Regions from separate parts of the Mus musculus genome. Here all the other regions are linked to region 3. A link is a contact called in ENCODE Hi-C or POLR2A ChIA-PET data. All regions are on one chromosome and are shown on one strand. The core of a region is the stretch at or near the end of the contact, and the rest is flanking DNA. Distances in the headings are between cores, read along the strand shown. Region 1 has its middle 12 kb from the start of Gm26615. Region 2 overlaps Ahdc1 (AT hook, DNA binding motif, containing 1). Region 3 overlaps Ahdc1 (AT hook, DNA binding motif, containing 1).

Region 1 (3,590 bases), core at 702-3,201, 40 kb after region 3:
TACACATAAAATAAATCTGTTTTAAGAAGTTAAAGGAAAGAGAGAAAAGAAAAGGCAGGTTTGGCCAGCCAGTGCCCAGCAGAGCTGAGATGAATCAGCGCTTCTGATTCAGTCTTCAGACCCAGCACTGCCTCCCTTATCTTCTCCCTGGGATCCCATGCCCTCACCAAGCACTCAGAACCATCCCCATTCCCCACTGGGCCCCCACCAGGGCCACCTGGCTCTGCCCTGGGGAGTCAGGGTGCAAAGGCCAGACAGGCTCCTACCAACATTCCAGCTGCTGCTGAGAACACAGCTGTCAGCAGGATCCAGAGAGCCAAAAAGCTGCCTCCTAAGCAGGCCCATATTGTCAGCTTCAAAGTGGAGCTGCTGTGGGCTCCTGGGCTGCCCTGGGCCTCTGGTTTTTTCATCCTGATAGCTGCAGTAGATGAGTTCCCAGGACCCTTTCGGCTTGCAGCATTGCCTAGGGAATGAGCGAGGAGAACCACGTTGCAGGGATGTGGCTGGATCTAGGCCCCCAGCCAACGGTGGGGTGCCTGATGTCTGGGAGCCTGGCTCCTGGTTTATCTGCTGGCTGAGGTGGTATCTGCATCTCTGAGGACCCGGGGATAGAGGGGCTCAGCTCTTGTTTGTGAGAGGGAGGGATAGACAGATGGACGACAGTGAGAAGGGGGGTGGGGAAGAGGCCTACATCTCCGTGGAGTGGTTAACAGGAAAGAGGAAGAAGGAGGAGGAAAAGGAAGAAGAGGAGGAGGGGAAGAAGAAGAGGAGGAGGAGGGGGGAGAGAGAGGAGGAGGAGGGGAAGGAGGGGGAGTAGGAGGGGGAGGAGGAGGCAGAGGAGGAAGGAGAGGAGGAGGCAGAGGAGGAGGGGAGGAAAAGGAGGAGGGGGAGGAGGAGGGGGAGGAAGAGGGGAGGAAGAGGAGGAAGAGGGAAAAAAGGCAGAGAGAACCTCTTCCCCCTCCTCCCCATCCCCTGTTTATTTCCTCCGTTTTGTCCTGATGCTCACTCTACCCAGCCCAGTCTATGGGGACCACAAATGTGGGGCAGTTACAGGAGTATGGAACATCTGTGGGATCATCCTGGGAAGTGTGGAAGAGGACCCAGATGGTCTGTGGTGGCAAAGAAAGGCTGCAATCCCAGCACTTGGGAAGTGAAGGCAGAGTTCAAGGTCATTCTTAGCTACAAAGCTGGTTTTAGATCAGCTTGGGTAACACACCCTGTTTCAAAAAGATCTTTTGTTTGTTCCTTTATTTTCCATCTCCCCCTCCTCCCAACCCACCCCCACTGCCCCCCACCCCCACCCCCAGATGGGGCTGTGCTCCGTAGACCAGGATGGCCTCAAACTCACAGAGATCCACCTGCTTCTGCCTCCAGAGTGCTGGGATTAAAGGCGTGGGCTGCCTACGCCCTGCCCATAAATTTTTTTTTCTTTTTAAAGAAAGGAAGGGAAGAAGAGAAGAAGCAAAAATAAATGGCTCCTTGGGGGAAGAGAAAGAAAGAGAGAAATGGCTCCTGGAATGGAAAGCACAGGTATTAAGATCAGTCTCCAGGAAACATCCATAGCACTTCCTCCTGCGCACATACACACATGCGCAATTATCGTCCCCATCCTACAGATGGAGAAATCAATGCTCAACGGTTAAGGACAGAGCCAAGTTTTTATACCCAGGCTGGCCTGACTGCAAAGCCAGTGTTTTGTGTGCTAAGCCATGCGGCCTCCTGATGGAACGGATTGCTAATGGTGGCATTTCCAATGGAGGAGCGACAGTGCTCTGGGAAGAGGTTCTGGACAGATGGTTCCCAATTGGGCCCCTGCCTCAGGCTAGCAGAGCAGAGGGTTGTTGGTGCAGGAGAAGCTCACCCCACCTCCATTCTGCTGTGTGTGGGATGCAGGCAGGTCCCCTCTGGATTCCTCACCATCCCCCGCCAGCCCTTTGGCCTTGCCTGGGTGACCTGCATGAGCTCAGCTTCCCAGCAGCCCTGCGGAGGAGTCAGCCAGGGCAGAGACTGCCTCTGCCCTCGCTGCTTGGCAGTGCCAAAGGAGGCGGGGCTGCAGAGGGGTGTAGCCAACCAGTCCTTCTTCCTGTGCCCCAACTCCCGCACCCCTGGGGTCTTCTGCAGAGGCCCAAACTGGGATGAATGGTGCAGAGCTGGGCACACTGGTCAGGCCCGGGCCTCATTGCTGCAGCCTTGTTGAGTTGCCATTAACAAGTGGCCGGAGGTTGCCGTGTCTCCATGGAGACCAGACAGTCAGTGCAGCTCTGGGGTGAGGGCCGTGATTAGTGAGTGTCAGTTTTGCCAGCCCTGTCCTTCCCACCGCTGCTCAAGACAACAGGCCTGGAGGGTGGAGGGGAGGATTGGGAGGGGGTTCAGAGCCTCACAGGCAGGGGGCATTCAGGCCCAGCCTCAGGTGCTGTGTCTTTGTCTCCCCCAGTGGCTCCTCAGTTCCCCCTCCTCTTGTCGCCTGCCTTCCCTCTTCAATCCATAATCCATCTTACACACAGCCACCAGGGTGAGTTTTTGAAAACACGAGCTGAATCCTGACACTGCCTTCCTTGAGAGCATTCCATGCCTCCTGACACCCTGGAGGCTGAGCTCACTGCCTTTTCCTTTGAAAGACCCCACCATAAGGCTTAGCAAGCTAGCTGCAGTAACGCCATTTTGCAAGGCATGAAAAAGTACCAGAGCTGAGTTCTCAAAAGCTACAAGGAAGTTCAGTTAAAGATTAACAGCTAAAAATCAAGGCTGAATAATACTAGGACAAGGGCCAAACAGGATACCGATGGTACCCACCTGGGCCCCGGCTCAAGGCCAAGAACAGATGATACCCACCTGGGCCCCGGCTCAGGGCCAAGAACAGATGGTTCCCAGACTCAGCTCGCTTCTCGCTTCTGTACCCACGCTTTTTGCTCCCCAGCCCCAGCCCTATAAAAAGGGTAAGAACTCCACACTCGGCGCGCCAGTCCTCCGATAGACTGAGTCGCCCGGGTACCCGTGTTCCCAATAAAGCCTCTTGCTGTTTGCATCCGAATCGTGGGCTCGCTGATTCTTGGGAAGGTCTCCTCAGATTAATTGACTACCCACCTCGGGAGTCTTTCATTTGGAGGTCCCACCGAGATTAGGAGACCCCTGCCCAGGGACCACCGACCCCCGCCGGGAGGTAAGCTGGCCAGCGGTCGTTTCGTGTCTGTCTCTGTCTCCGTGCGTGTGTGTGTGTGCCGGCATCTAATGTTTGCGCCTGCGTCTGTACTAGTTAGCTAACTAGATCTGTATCTGGCGGGTCCGCGGAAGAACTGACGAGTTCGTATTCCCGGCCGCAGCCCTGGGAGACGTCTCAGAGGCATCGGGGGCCATCTTTGTGGCCCAATCTGTATCTGAGAACCCGACCCGTCTCGGACTCTTTAGAGCCTCTCCTTTGACCGAGGGATACGTGGTTCTGTTGGGCGGCGAGGGGCCGAAACGCTCCCCTCCCCCATCTGAATTTTTGCTTTCGGTTTTACGCCGAAACCGCGCCGCGCGTCTGATTTGTTTGTTGTTGTTGTTCTTTTGTTCTTCGTTAGTTTTCTCCTGTCTTTAAGTGTTTTCGAGAT
Region 2 (4,138 bases), core at 1,151-3,650, 36 kb before region 3:
AGGCCTCATGGAGCTGACAGGAACTGCTAGGGTAGCCCCTAATGCCTGGAGCTAGGACCAGAGGAGGAGGAGGAGGTCCCCTGAGACTGCCTGGAAAGGAGGAGGGAAAGAGCCCCTCCTGCCCAGCTGACAGGAAGCCCTGGCTCCCAGCCCCTCCTTCCCTTAAGGCCTAGTCTTTCCCTCTCCCCTGGTGCCCTGTGTCTCTCTCATTGGCTGGGGCTTAAGGAAGGTAGGCTAAGGGGAGGGTACAGGTGTGAGGGTGAAGTGAGACCCCTGCCTAACCAGGTATGAACTCAGCTGCAGGTAAAGCCCTGCTGTGACTCTTCTGCTCTGAGGTCCTTGGCCTGGGAGCTGAGGGGAGGGGCCATTTCTGCAGTTGGCAGGCCTCAACTCCCCCATCTTGTCCAGATGCTACCGAAACCAGAAGCTGCAGGTCTGTCCCCCTCCCCCCCCATTCCTGAGCCAGGAGGGGCCTTTGCTGACCTGGAGGAGGGAGGGAGGGAGGGAAGGGGAAAGAGAGAGAGAGAGAGAGAGAGAGAGAGAGAGAGAATGAGAATATGGGAATGGACACCTTTAGAAGGACTAATGCAGACAGATGGGTGGTAGAACAGATGGACAGAGACACCCACGCACAGACAGACAGATGAACTGGGACAGGGAGACACAGACAGACAGAGGTGCCTGCAGGGAGAGGCGTCAGGAAAACAGAAAGGCAGAGGAGAGACAGAGACAGGGTAAGCAAAGAGAAAGATGGGGAGAGACTGAGAAACAGGAAGAGATAAAGAAAGGAGGGAAACCCTGGGGTGGGAGAGAGAGAGAGAGAGAGGGAGAGAGAGAGAGAGAGAGACTGACTGACTGGAGGCTACAAACCACAAACAGGAATTTGATGAGAATCTGGAAGGTGTTTTCTGCCTCGGCCCTCCCCAAACCCCCAGGCTAGCCAAGTCTCCATTCCTTCCACCCCCAGCTCGGTTTCCAGCTGCTAAAGGAGGTCAGGATGGGGATGCCAGCAAAGCCTTGAACAGTCCCTTCCTCTCTGCTCTTCTGTTGGAAGGGGGATTGGCGAGAGGGCTCTCCTGGCCCCCACGCCTACCCAAAAATGTGTGGCTCTCTTGTCTCAGGAAAGGCCCCTTCTTGTTCACTAACTTACCAGAGGATGTCTCCGGTGGAGGCTCCCACCTGTACACACAGCCACATTTTGTGACTTGGTCCTGCCACCTTTACATCAACTCTGTTTCTTGCCATGTAACAGGTTACATGTCTGTGCTTTCTTAGCTGGTGACACACAGGCCTGCTGTGAGGTCTCGGGATGTGCTGTCACAACCCAAACTCTGACACAGTAAGAGTCAGACCTGAGCACAGAGGGGCCCTGCTCTGACCCGGCTGGTAGAAGATCTATCTGTTCAGTGAGGGGGGAGGGGATAACCTGGACACAAAGGTGGGCTGGAGGACTGGGAAGTGGGAAGGAGTTATCTGGTAAGGGTGTATGGGTAGGCAAACATGAACATGCATGAGTCTGTCTGTCATGGAGTATGTGAGAAAGAGCATGTGTGAGAAGGGCTATGGGTGTGATGGTGTGTGTGTGTGGTGTGGTGTGTGTGCAGGTACCAATGTGAATGCACACTTATAAGATGAGGGTGAGCAAAGAGGGACTGGGGCCATAGCTCAGTGCTGGGGGGCCTTTTCCTAGAGTGCACAAGACCTCAGGTTCAATCTCCAGTATCATCAGAGAAAGAAAAAGAAACCTTGACTTCAGGTTACCTTGACAAGATGGTGTGCAGCTATACTTGGTTTTACAGAGACAAGTAGCTTGATGCAGTGTGTGTGTGTGTGTGTGTGTGTGTGTGTGTGTGTGCGCGCGCGCGCATGCGTGCATGCTTGTGTGTGTGTATATATATATAATATATAATACATAATATACATATATATTATATATACATATATATGTCCTGAGGATGAACTACACATAGAACCGTGCCGTGGTGCACATTGTATGTGGAAGGAGGTGGGTGTCTGTCTGAACTTAGGGGTGTGCATAGCTGAGGGTATAGCTGCAGGTACCAGTGTGTGCCTGCTGTTCTGGCTTGGATGGGTGTTTGCCAAGGCCTTGGTCCTACCTGAATAGGGACAATCAGCATAAAAGCACGAGGAAGGCTACGGGGTGTGTATATGTGTGTGTGTGTGTGTGTGCAGCTGGCCACTGACCCACACAGGCAGCCCAAGGACAAGACATATCTACCCTGTCTTCCTGCGTCCCCTTGCCTGGTGGCGGTGGCTTTCAAAGGAGCCTCCATAAGAACAGTTTCTGTGTAGTTCTCCCCACCCACAGCCAGTGCCTCTTCAAACATAGTGATGCCCCTCGGGGCAGCTTGGTGGAGGCTTCTGTGCGGACCTTCTGAAGGCAGATGGGTGGGCTGAGATGCATTGCTGCTCCCCAGGGATTGAGAAGGTAGCTCTGCTCCTGGAGCTGAGGCACAGGTGGAGACAGATGGACTGGCCTGTCTCAACAGTGTGGTCCTAGCATAGATACCCCAAAGCAAGGAGTTGGAGGGAAGGCAGTGTGCAGTCCCCAGGTGGGCCCCAGAGATTCTGCCTTTCATCATCCTAGAAGCCTATTCCCTTCCCCTCACCATACTGCTCCCTAACAGCTCTCTAAGCACAGGACCCCTAATTGCAGTCCCCAAAATACACAAGCCCCCTAGTGTATGCTTACAGCTCCAGCAACTCCAAATCACAGCTAAGCGTACCCACAAACACAGAGCCCCAACACTTCTTGCACAACCACCCAACACCAACACCTCCTTGATACCCAACTGTCTCACACGCACATAGCCAACACACCCCCAAATGAAAACACCACACCGCTACCCTTGTTCTTGTTCGTACCTGGAACACCTCCCCAGACACCAGGAGCCTCGTCCTAACCCTGATACTCTCCCACTCCTACACTTTATAAGCCCATCCTCTCTGATATCAGGGACCGTACTTGCCTTCCCAGCCCATAGGGCACCTCCTCAAATACAGTCTCCTTTCCTCAAAACAGAAGCCCCTGTGACATTCTCAGACCCACGGCTTCTTCAGCCCTGACACCTCCGCATCCATACCCAGTTCAAGTCCCTGTAACCTGTCCAGGAATATTGCCACATCTTTCCAGACACAGTGCAGTTCCAGCACTTAACCAAACCCTGATTTTTTTATGACTCCCAGTCACCCCAACACACACAGCGTCTACCACACACATCCTCAAGGGCATCAGAACCTTCTTCAGCCTCAACACTTCACCAGCTACACCCCAGGACCTGCCCACAGCCCCCATGCCTTCTCACATGCACAGATTTCACATCCAACATCTCCTCTTACACACATTTACCCCCAGCTAAAGCGTGTCAGCCTGCAGACAGGCGGGGACCTCTACACCTTATCAACACCCCCCTCTCCAGCACACAAGCACACACAGACACAGACACACAGCTCCTCATATTCACATTTCTCTCAAAATTCACAGACAAAGCCTTAGCTCTCGGGTACCTCCAAATGTCCTGATAGCTTCTAGTGCCTTCCCTAGCATGCATGTGCAAGCCTTCCTGTTCCTCAGAGGGTCCCACTCTACCCCTTCCAGAGGCCTAGCTCCTCAGGCTTAGCTGACTCTAGGTTCAACCCTGGAAAGGCATAAGGACACTCCTACACCTTTCTCCAAACACACTCTGCCTGTCTGTGACATGCACAGCCCTGCCTAGTCACCGCCCTGACCCATTCGCCCCTTTGAGCTCACATGTAGCGTTCCAGGCCCCCCCCCCCCCCCCCCCCGCACCCCACAGCACCCTGTCACACACCCGCCTCAGCCTCATTTCTTAGGCAGCCCTCACTCCCACCAGCCACACATTCCAGCACACCCTCCCCCCACCCTGCTCCCCACCCCCCCAAGCCTTTTCACACGCACTGCACTGCTCTGTCTACTGCCCAAGCCTCCTCCACTTCCCAGAGCCTCCTCTGCCTGGGGAGCCATCCCCACCCTCGCTGCCCGAGGCCTTTCATTCCTGGACAGTGAGGCTGGACATCTGGTTCAAAGCTGCCCCCCAGATCCTGGGCTGTGGACGCTCTGGCCTAAGCTTGCAGGGTTGAGCCCCTTTGGGGAGTA
Region 3 (4,171 bases), core at 837-3,336:
TGCACAGACTCACAATGATAAGGTCATACGAATCTGCACATGCAAACACACCCGCAAGCACGTGCTGACCATGGCAAAACAAACCCACAGGGACACTGTGACCAGTCACGCCATTATGCTATGACCCTGAAAGCCCACGGAAAGGAAAGGCAGAGGTAGGAGGTAGGCAGTGCTGATCTGCAGTGACACCAGCGCCTACAGTCACAGGCCTGGAGATTGGAAACCTGCAGGGACAGCAGAGGATAAGCCACCCGCCCCCACCCTGCTGCCGAACACATCCAAAGAGCTCCGAGGCAGGCAGGGGCTGGTCTGGCTCCTGACACAGTGAGATTCAGTGAACCAGGTGCAGTATGTACACACAGATACACTCACAGCTGGGCACACCTGTCACGGGCTCAGCCAAATACACAGAGAAGTGAACAGAATAGAAATCTAGATGGTGGGCGTGTCCACGATTATAAACTGAAGACACTTAATTCTGGTAGATACGTAGACTCAGCTGATAATACCAATCACTACTGATCAAACTCAGGATCCATGTGTGAACTGTATTCATTTCTCTGTGGTGCTGGGAGTGGAACCCGGGATCTTGTATTCTAGCAAGTGCTATACCTTTGAGCCACACTTGAGCCCTCCCACACGTACAGTCTTAAGCATGCTGCTGCCCACACTGACACACAGAGATGCACACTGACAGGCAGAGTAGCCCCAGCAACCCACATACAGATGTGTGTATCTACACAGATGACTGAGTCTCACCAATGCACATTCCCAAGTAACTAGAACCTATAAGCTTCTGTGATGCTTGGTTCTTAAACTCCCCCACTCTCCCCGGCCTCAGTGCAGACAATGGGGCCAGCTACTAGGCAGGAAACTGGAGTGGCAAGGTAGGCCATGGTTATTAAAGAAACCAGACGGGGTGGTGGTGCACACTTCAAAGCCTAGCTCTAGGAAGACAGAGGCAGGTGGATCTCTAGGCTAGCCTGGTCTGCAGAATGAGTTCCAGAACAGTTAGGGGGACCTAAACAAACCCTGTATCTAAAAACAAGAGCTATATCCAGTTGCTGCTGGCATTGGGCAGGTGCCAGCTCCACATACACCTCCATGGCAGTGGGCACACCTTCCTCTTCCTCTAGGGACAGCGACTCAGACTTGTACAGTTACCAGCCCCAGAGCTGTCTCTCTGCTTCATAAGATGTCACTCCTCATTTTTAGGGGTGAGAAAATGGGGAAGAATATATAGGCTGTAGACAGGATAAGGAGTTGAGCCAAGGCCAGGTTCCCTCCACTTTCTCTGGTGTGCTGTTTGTGCACACGTGTGAGTATCTAGACTTGCAAAGATACTGCTTCTCAACAGGAGTCTGGGATGTAAGAGACAGGGACTGGGGGCTGGAGAAGTGGCTCAGGGCTTAAGAGCACTTATTGCTCTTTCCAAGGATCTGGGCTCTATTCACAGTACCTCCAGGGTAGCTTACCACCATCTTGTAACTCCAATTCCATGGGGATCTGACGCCCTCTTCTGATCTGTGGGCACCAGGCGTGCAAAACATTTAAAATATAATTAAGTCTTTTTTAAAAGTAACTTTAAAAGTCGTTTATTTTTATTTCATGCGTATTATTGGTGCTTTGCCTGCGTGTATGTCTGGGTGAGGATGTCCGATTTCCTGGAACAGGAGTTACAGACAGCTGTTAGCTGCCATGTGGTTGCTGGGAGTTGAACCAGAGTCCTGCAAGAGCAGCCAGTGCTCTTAACCACAGAGCCATCTCTCCATTCCAAGTCATTGCATTTTTAAAGAGTTCAAAGAAAGAAGGTGGGATGGTAGGTAGGTACTGAGCCTCTGCAGTGGGGTAAAGTCAGATCAGGACTGGTATTTGTGGAGCATGCCCACCTGGCTCAGTTGCCCTCTGCCTGACTCCTCCGTCCATGCTCCATCTATGCTTATCTTTGGTGTGCTGTGTTTGCTTCTACAGATGGGGAGGTTGCCTGACTGTCTACCCATCGGCCTGGACCCCAGAGCCAAGCCAGCTGAGTGAGTGCCGAGGGTCCCAGGTGACCGGGGGAGTGGCACTGCTCAGGCCTCTGCAAAGACTACCCTGGAGAAGCTGATGCTGGTGGAGACAGCCCTTTCTTGCTGAGTCCAGCCTCTGCAGAGCCTGCGCAGGTAACTGTGAGCCAGTGTAACAAAGATCGCCTCTTAGCTTAGGCAGAGAGAGAGACATTAATCTAGCCTATTCGAACTCCCCATTATCCAGAGAAGGGAATAGAGGCTCATGTGGCACAGTGAGTCCCTTAGCATCCTGCCTCCTAGCCTGAGGACTCTTCCCTATGCCTCCATGACCTGGAGAACTGGGCGGAGAGATGGGTTGTGACGGTGACCAGGATTCAGGGCAGAGGTGGAAGCCAGCGTGCCTGATATATGCAGCTGACCTCCCCAGGACTCCTCTACAGAGCTGAGAGGCCATGGTAGTCCAGGTGTGATTGCATGCCCGGCAGCTGGCCGCAGGGCAGGCCATGGCAGGACCCATCTTTCTTGTGGCCCAGGTTTAGCCCACCCAGGCTCCCAGCCACAGAGGCCAGGTGGGGCTGCCCTGCCCTATAGAGGCAACTCCCTGAACTGACACATGAAGCCTCAGGCTCCAGGAAGCTCCTTAGAGTTTAGCCTGCTGGAAACCCCACCCAACTTCCAAAGGAGCATTCCTGAGGTCTGCATGGGGGTTGGGCCTCCAGGGATGGGAAGGGTGGGGAGGCAGGGCTGCAGGAGGATGTGAGGCTGTAAATGTGCTGTGCTGGGTCTGTGTGCAAGCAGGTGTGTGGGGCTCTCTGTCCTTAGTGCACAGGGTTGTGTATGCAAGAGTTACATAAGTGGCCTATGTGGGGGGAATAGTTAAGAGCTTCACATGTGTGCTGTAGTGGTGACTGCTGGCTATGGATCCTATGCAGGTGTGGGTATCCTGGGCTGTCTACCACACAGGGTACTAGTGGACCAAGACTCAAACACCCTTGGGTGGGTTTGTGTGTGCTCAGGGTTCTGAGCACAAGGTGAGGTGGCATGTGCACATGGCTCCCTTTGTGTTTTGGAGGTGGGCTGGGCAGGACTTGGGCTGCGCTGGGCTCAGCAATGCCCAGCCTTGTGGCCAAACTGCTGAAGTCACTTCCTTTTCAACAGTGACTTTCCAGGGGGAGGAGTTCTTCCGACCTGGTCGGCAGTGAGGGGCGTGGCCGAACTGGCTCTCTCTGGGGAGGGATGTGGGCGGGGGCGGGAGAGAGGTGGGAGGAGGTGCTAGTGGTACTGGAAGAGGGAGTCCTCTGGGAGACAGAAGGAAAGACAAGGACAGGAGTCTGGAAGGGCCAAGGGCAGGAGGGAATGGGGGTGGAGTGGGGCGGAAAGCACAGTCCCTGGGTGACCTCGGAGGGAGGAAGGGAGGGCTGCCAATGAGGTGACCCTCGGGTTCAGTGAGAGCTGGCAGTGGCGCCTACACACCTGGCACTCGGGGCAAGGGGCTGGCAGGGGGCGGTTCAGGAACAGACCTGCTTGCCAGGTGCCCCACTCTGGACAGGAAGAGGGTGGGCGGGGGCTGTACAAAGGAGCTCTGTGTGGCTGAGGATAGGGTAGGGTGGGGTATGCAGTGCTGTACTGTTCTGGGGTTGGGGGAGATGATGGGGGCGGGGCAGGACCAGTTCCCCTTGGGGCATCAGTGGCTCCAGGGGGACACCTAGTGGTCAGGGGAGGTAGTGCATCTTGATAACAAACTGGGGGAAAAGAGATTAGAAGTGGTAGTTGAGATAGTTGAGGAGGCCAGGGCTAGTCTGAATCTTTGGATGATGAAGCAATTTGACTTAAAGGATCCCAACAAAACCAAACTTAGGTGACAACAAAGCTGATTGGCATGGCTGTGTGTCCTTAAGGGCATGACTAAGCCTCTCTGTGTTCACATTTAAATGCAAAACAAGTGACTGGGGCTGGTGAGATGGCTCAGCAGGTAAGAGCACCCGACTGCTCTTCCAAAGGTCTAGAGTTCAAATCCCAGCAACCACATGGTGGCTCACAACCATCCCTAACGAGATCTGACTCCCTCTTCTGGTGTGTCTGAAGACAGCTACAGTGTACTTACATGTAATAAATAAATAATCTTAAAAAAAAAAAAAAAACAAGTGACTGGTCCTTCTTAG

What was found. Hi-C counts contacts between places; a loop is a spot of excess contacts on that map. ChIA-PET counts read pairs that join two places held with the same protein, here RNA polymerase II (POLR2A).
Region 1: a loop to region 3 is called in a map of heart, with 3 times the contacts of the local background. The contact joins two enhancer-like sites. A Hi-C loop is called at or near these places in 5 of 37 maps with a recorded cell type or tissue (heart and v-Abl transformed pro-B cells). POLR2A ChIA-PET finds 5 or more read pairs at or near these places in 3 of 5 experiments (Patski and embryonic stem cell).
Region 2: a loop to region 3 is called in a map of adrenal gland, with 6 times the contacts of the local background. The contact joins two enhancer-like sites. A Hi-C loop is called at or near these places in 21 of 37 maps with a recorded cell type or tissue (CH12.LX, Patski, T-helper 1 cell and 6 more). POLR2A ChIA-PET finds 5 or more read pairs at or near these places in 4 of 5 experiments (Patski and embryonic stem cell).

Annotation. Positions count from the first base shown.
Region 1 is chr4:133,093,345-133,096,934 of GRCm38, forward strand. No RefSeq gene overlaps it. Among named protein-coding and RNA genes, the nearest start is that of Gm26615, 12 kb to the left of the region's middle. Within about 2 kb of position 1,952, at least 1 of the 3 ENCODE cell types and tissues checked has a DNase peak (open chromatin) inside an H3K27ac peak, as active enhancers do; it is heart, where a contact is called at or near this core.
Region 2 is chr4:133,017,156-133,021,293 of GRCm38, forward strand. All of the region lies in intron 2 of Ahdc1 (AT hook, DNA binding motif, containing 1), which reads left to right. Among named protein-coding and RNA genes, the nearest start is that of Ahdc1, 7.7 kb to the left of the region's middle. Within about 2 kb of position 2,401, at least 1 of the 3 ENCODE cell types and tissues checked has a DNase peak (open chromatin) inside an H3K27ac peak, as active enhancers do; it is heart, where a contact is called at or near this core.
Region 3 is chr4:133,053,042-133,057,212 of GRCm38, forward strand. It overlaps Ahdc1 (AT hook, DNA binding motif, containing 1), which reads left to right. Exons shown (of 7, transcript NM_146155.3): 3 at 1,972-2,162. Among named protein-coding and RNA genes, the nearest start is that of Gm26615, 28 kb to the right of the region's middle. Within about 2 kb of position 2,087, at least 1 of the 3 ENCODE cell types and tissues checked has a DNase peak (open chromatin) inside an H3K27ac peak, as active enhancers do; it is heart, where a contact is called at or near this core.